Linked DNA regions of Homo sapiens: region 1 is linked to region 2. A link is an interaction called in ENCODE POLR2A ChIA-PET data of the cell type or tissue named here. Cell type or tissue: B cell. All regions are shown on one strand. Links, peaks and the distances in the headings refer to the core of each region. The heading gives the core; the rest is flanking DNA.

Region 1 (2,919 bases), core at 234-2,733, 260 kb before region 2:
GTCTTGCTCTGTCACCCAGGCTGGAGTGCAGTGGCACGATTTCAGCGCACTGCAATCTCTGCCTCCCAGGTTCAAGTGATTTTTCTGCCTCAGCCTCCCTGAGTAGCTGGGATTACAGGCATGCCCTACCACACCTGGCTAATTTTTGTATTTTTAGTAGAGATGGGGTTTCACCATGTTGGCCAGGCTGGTCTCAAACTCCCGGGCTCAAGTGATCTGCCCACGTCATCCTCCCAAAGTGCTGGGATTACAGGCGTGAGCCACCAGGCCGGGCCCAAGAATTTTAGTAACAGCAAAGCCTTAAAACAAGCATGAGTCCCTTCTCAGGGTGGGGACAGTGTAAATGCATAGGTCACACACCCAGAAAGCTGGCCCTGGACAGGAGTGTCCCCATATTTGACAGAAGATTGGTTCTGGAGTCGGGGGCAGGGAGAGAGAGAGGCTGTTCCCAGGTTCTGGGGAAATGAGGACCTGGAACCCCCACCCCGCCAACTCCCTGGCAGTACTGGTGGGGAGCCGGTAAGACCCCCAGAAGGAAAGGTTTGGGGAGTACATAGACCCTAAGCATAGGGTTCCCAATCTCAGATTTCCAGTCCTTGAACGTGGCTCAGAGGCAGCACAAACCTGAAAGGCCCTATGGACAGGACAATGGGAAGGCCTGGTTCTGTTTACAGATAAGGAATTGCAGAGCCCCCCAAACATGTCTGGGTACTGTTTAAAACCCTAAGCCCCTGGAGCTGGTGCAGAGCATGGCAGGAGCAGGTGGAGGCATGCTGAATTACTGCTCTTACTTTTAAGCCATCCTGGCAGAATGAAGGCTTAGAGTCGGAGACTGACTCTTTTTGTTTTATAAAAATGAAAGCGACGCACTATTTCTGGCAAATCTGGATTTGTAGACCAGGATTCGACCTGCCACTTCCAAGCCCTAGTTCCAGGCTCATTTCCATGGCCGAGCCTTAAGAAAAGTCAGGCAGGAAGCTGACACAGTGATACAAGTGATAGATGAAGCTGGGACCAGAGTGGTCAGGTGGTAGACATAAGGAGAAGTAGAGAGAATCTAGCAACTCTTAGGAGGTAAAATTGACAAGACTTAGAGGGCACTGGAAAGAAAGAGGGAGGTCTGATCACTGGCATAAGCATTTGGCTGGGTGGAGGTGCCATTTACTGACATCAGGAGTACAGGAGGAGGACAAGTTGAGGGGTAGGTGAGATGGGTTTGGTTCAAACTTGTTCGGTCCAAGATACCCAAGAGAAGATGTCACATGGACAACTGAATGTATGATGTGAAGCTTGGAAGAGAAGTCTGGGCTGGAAGTGTAAATTTTGGAGTCACCAGTTTTGAGGGTGGTTATTCAACAATAAGCATGGATGAGACTCCAAGGAAAATAGTTGAGAAAGAGATGTGAGGGCCTAGGAATAGCTTGAAGATCCCCAACATTGGACAGGCAGGTGGAGGGGATGCACCTATAAAGGCAAGTCAGAGAGTAGGAGGGAGCTGAGAAGCCTGCATCGTGGAAGGCAAGAGAAATGCAAGGGGAAGTGGGTTGTTGCTGAGAGTTAAATAAAGTGAGAGACTAAAAATGCACGCTGCATTTAGTAACAAGGAAGTCACTGGTGAAAGAGCCATGTCATTGCAGAGACAGGCTTGCAATTCCCAAAGGAGAGACTGGGAGAGTTGAGTAGGGGATACAAGAATGGACATGGGGAGCCATGTTGTTTGGCTTTGAAGAGGAGAGGGAAAGGCTATTGCTATAAGGAAAAGTGGGATTGAGGAAAATCAATTAAAGATGATTAAAGTTATTGTCTTTTTCATTTTAACAGCTTTATTGAGGTATAACTAACATTCTATAAGATGTACATGTTTAAAGTGTAACAACTTGAAAAGCTTTGCTATATGAATATACCCATAAAACCATCACTATAATCAGGAATACACACACACACACACACGCACACACACACACACAATTTTTTTTTTGATACAGGGTCTCACTCTGTCACTCAGGCTGGAGTATCATGGCGTGACCAAAGCTCACTGTAGCCTTGACCTCCCAGGATCAAGCAGTCCTCCTGTCACCCACCTCCCACCCCTAAGTAGCTGAGAATCACTACAAGTGATTCTCCTGCCTCAGCCTCCCGAGTTGCTGGGACTACAGGTGCATGCCACCACGCCCAGCTAATTTTTGTATTTTTAGTAGAGATGGGGTTTCACCATGTTGGCCAGGCTGGTCTCAAACTCCTGACCTCAGGTGATCCGGCTGCCTCAGCCTCCCAAAGTTCTGAGATTGTAGGCATGAGCCACTGCGCCCGGCCAAAGCTAACTTTTTAATCATGTTTTGTAGAGACCACAGGGTCTCACTATGTTGCCCAGGCTGGTCTCAAACTCCTGAGCTTGAGGGATCCTCCTGTCTTGGCCTCCCAAAGTGTTAGGATTATAGGCACAAGCCACCACGCCAGGCCAGGAATATATTTTTCATCCCCCCAAAGTTTCCTTCTGCACTTTAGTAATCCCTCCTTCGTGCTCCTCTCACTCCCATTCCCAGGCATCTGTCACTATAGATTGCATTTTCTAGAACTGCATATAAATGGAAATTTATACAATCATATTTATTTGCTTTTTTTTTGGTCTGACTTATTTTACTCAGCATAATTATTTTGAGATTCACCTATATTGTTGTGTGTATCGATAGTTATTTTTCTTTGTTTAGAGACACAGTCTCGCTCTGTCGCCCAGGCTGGAGTGCAGTGGCGCCATCTCAGCTCACTGCAACCTCTGCCTCCCAGGTTCAAGTGATTCTCCTGCCTCAGCCTCCTAAGTAGCTGGAACTACAGGCATGCACCACCATGCCAGGCTAATTTTTTTTTATATATATTTTTAGTAGAGATGGGGTTTCACCATGTTGTCCAGGCTGTTCTTGA
Region 2 (2,919 bases), core at 126-2,625:
CTAAAACACCAAAAGCAATAGCAACAAAAGCCAAAATAGACAAATGGGATATAATTAAACTAAAGAGCTTCTGCACAGCAAAGGAAATTATCATCAGAGTGAACAGGCAACCTACAGAATGGGAGAAAATTTTTGTAATCTACCCGTCTGACAAACAGCTAATATCCAGAATCTACAAAGAACTTAAACAGATTTACAAGAAAAAAATAAACAACCCCATCAAAAAGTGGGCAAAGGATATGAACAGACTCTTCTCAAAAGAAGACATTTATGCAGCCAACAGACATATGCAAAAATGCTCATCATCATTGGTCATCAGTGAAATGCAAATCAAAACCACAATGAGATACCATCTCACGCCAGTTAGAATGGCAATCGTTAAAAAGTTAGGAAACAACAGATGCTGGAGAGGATGTGGACAAATAGAAATGCTTTTACACTGTTCGTGGGAGTGTAAATTAGTTCAAACATTGTGGAAGACAGTGTGGCAATTCCTCAAGGATCTAGAACTAGAAACACCATTTGACCCAGCAATCCCATTACTGGGCATATGCCCAAAGGATTATAAATCATTCTACAATAAAGACACATGCCCACGTATGTTTATTGCTGCACTATTCACAATAGCAAAGACTTGGAACCAACCCAAATGTCCATCAATGATAGACTAGTTAAGAAAATGTGGCACCTAAACACCATGGAATACTATGCAGCCATTAAAAAGGATGAGTTAATGTCCTTTGCAGGCACATGGATGAAGCTGAAAACCATCATTCTAAGCAAACTGTCACAAGGACAGAAAACCGAACACCGAATGTTCTCACTCATAGGTGGGAGTTGAACAATGGGAACACATGGACACAGGGTGGGGAACATCACACACCGGGGCCTGTCGGGTATGGGGGGCTGAGGGAGAGATAGCATTAGGAGAAATACCTAATGTAAATTACGAGTTGATGGGTGCAGCAAACCACCATGGCACATGTATACCTATGTAACAAACCTGCACATTGTGCACTTGTACCCTAGAATTTAAAGTATAATAATAATAATAATATTTTTAAAAGGCAGTAGAGTGCGCACTTCAGCAGCACATATACTAAAATTGGAATGATACAGAAAAGATTTGCACACCCCCTACTAGGCCCGGCTGGATGTGGTGGCTCATACTTGTAATCCCAGCACTTTGGAAGGCTGAGGAGGGAGGATCACTTGAGCTCAGGAGTTCGGGACCAGCCTGTCAACATAGTGGGACCCCATTTCCACAAAACAATAAAAAATTAGTGGGGCATGGTGATGTGAGCCTGTAGTTCCAGCTGCTTGAGAGGATGAGGTGGGAGGATGGCTTGATCCCAAGAGGTCAAGGCTGCAGTAAGCTATGATCATGCCACTGCACTGCAGCCTAGGTGACTGGGTGAGACCTTGTCTCAAAAAAAAAAAAAAAAGCTGTATGGGCGGTCACAGGACTGAAAAAGGGGCCCCAAGCACAATAGAAGTATTAGGCAAAGGGGCAGAAGAGAGGACAAGAGTAGATAGAGGTCAATCCATGGAAGCAGTGGCAGGAAGTCAATAGACACTTTTATTTCCTCTGTAAACCACGAGATCACCTGCTGAGAGGAAGCGGGAAGGTGTTGTGGTAGGAAGTCGGAAGAGTTTGGAGAAGGTTTGAAATGGCTGCATTCAAAAGGGAAAATAAAGAGATTAAGAGCAGCTCGAGGACTCTGAGATTAGACCCATAAGGAGCAGCTTGTTACGTCACTTTCTCCAGCAGCATCCAGCAGGTCAGGTAGAATATGGGAAGGCCAACAAATACCCGCAATAAGCTCAAGGTTTCCTAAGGTCAGCACTGCAAAGAATATGGGTCAAGGAAATCAATGGCACTGGCAAAAGGGACAGACCTGTGGTCTAGCCAGAGAGGAGAGAAATCCCATTCAGAGTGCGGGAGCAGATGGGGCTAACGGGAGATAATAAAAGGGCCAAAACCTCAATACAACTGAAAACCAGGCACAGTGAGCAAAATGAAGTAAGAGAGCTGAAAGTTAGATAGTTGGGGTCAGAGATAGAAACGAATCACTTGGATGGGATGATCAGGGATGGAGAAGACCAGTAGTGAGCCCAGGAGAGAGATGATGTGGGCCTAAAAAACTACCCTTTATTAAGCCCCTATTTGTCCAGGCTTAACATGCTAAAAGCTTTACCTGTATAATCTCAGGTAATACAACTCTCAAAGGTAAGGCTTGTATCAGCATTATACAGAAGAGGAAACAGGCCAAGAGAAACTGCATACTTGGCTAAGCGCAGTGGCTCACGTCTGTAATCCCAGCACTTTGGGAGGCCAAGGTAGGCGGATCACTTGAGGTCAGGAGTTAGCCTGGCCAACATGGTGAAATCCCATCTCTACTAAAAATACAAAAATTAGCCAGGCATGGTGGCACATGCCTGTAATCCCAGCTGCCTTTTAAACAGAACCCTTAACTTTCTTTTTTTGAGTTGAAGTTTTGCTCTGTTGGCCAGGCAGGAGTACAGTAACACAATCTTGGCTCACTGCAACCTCCATCTCCCGGGTTCAAGCAATTCTTCTGTCTCAGCCTCCTGAGTAGCTGGGATTACAGGTACCCACCACCAAGCCGGGCTAATTTTTGTAGTTTTAGTAGAGATGGGGTTTCACCATGTTGGTCAGGCTGGTCTTAAACTCCTGACCTCAAGTGATCCACCTGCCTTGGCTTCCCAAAGTGCTGAGATTATGGCACGCCCAGATCTCTTTTTTTTTTCTTCTTCTTTTTTTCTTTTTTTTTTTTTTTTGAGACAGTTTCACTCTTGTTGCCCAGGCTGAAGTGTAATGGCGTGACCTCAGCTCACTGCAACCTCTGTCTCCTGGGTTCAAGCAATTCTCTTGCCTCAACCTACAGAGTAGCTGGG

What was found. ChIA-PET counts read pairs that join two places held together with the same protein. Peaks named below come from ENCODE experiments on the same cell type or tissue, not always from the same donor. Only the 100,000 strongest peaks of a DNase experiment are listed, where the experiment ranks them.
Region 1: POLR2A ChIA-PET joins it to region 2 with 7 read pairs; 3 of 35 experiments call an interaction of 5 or more read pairs at or near these places.

The regions. Positions count from the first base shown.
Region 1 is chr3:125,131,413-125,134,331 of GRCh38, forward strand. All of the region lies in intron 6 of SLC12A8 (solute carrier family 12 member 8), which reads right to left. Among named protein-coding and RNA genes, the nearest start is that of MIR5092, 19 kb to the right of the region's middle. In B cell, for the core only: no CTCF peak of the experiment used is centred there; a DNase peak (open chromatin) is centred at 1,589.
Region 2 is chr3:125,387,859-125,390,777 of GRCh38, forward strand. It overlaps the pseudogene RNU6-232P. Among named protein-coding and RNA genes, the nearest start is that of ZNF148, 14 kb to the left of the region's middle. In B cell, for the core only: no CTCF peak of the experiment used is centred there; no DNase peak of the experiment used is centred there.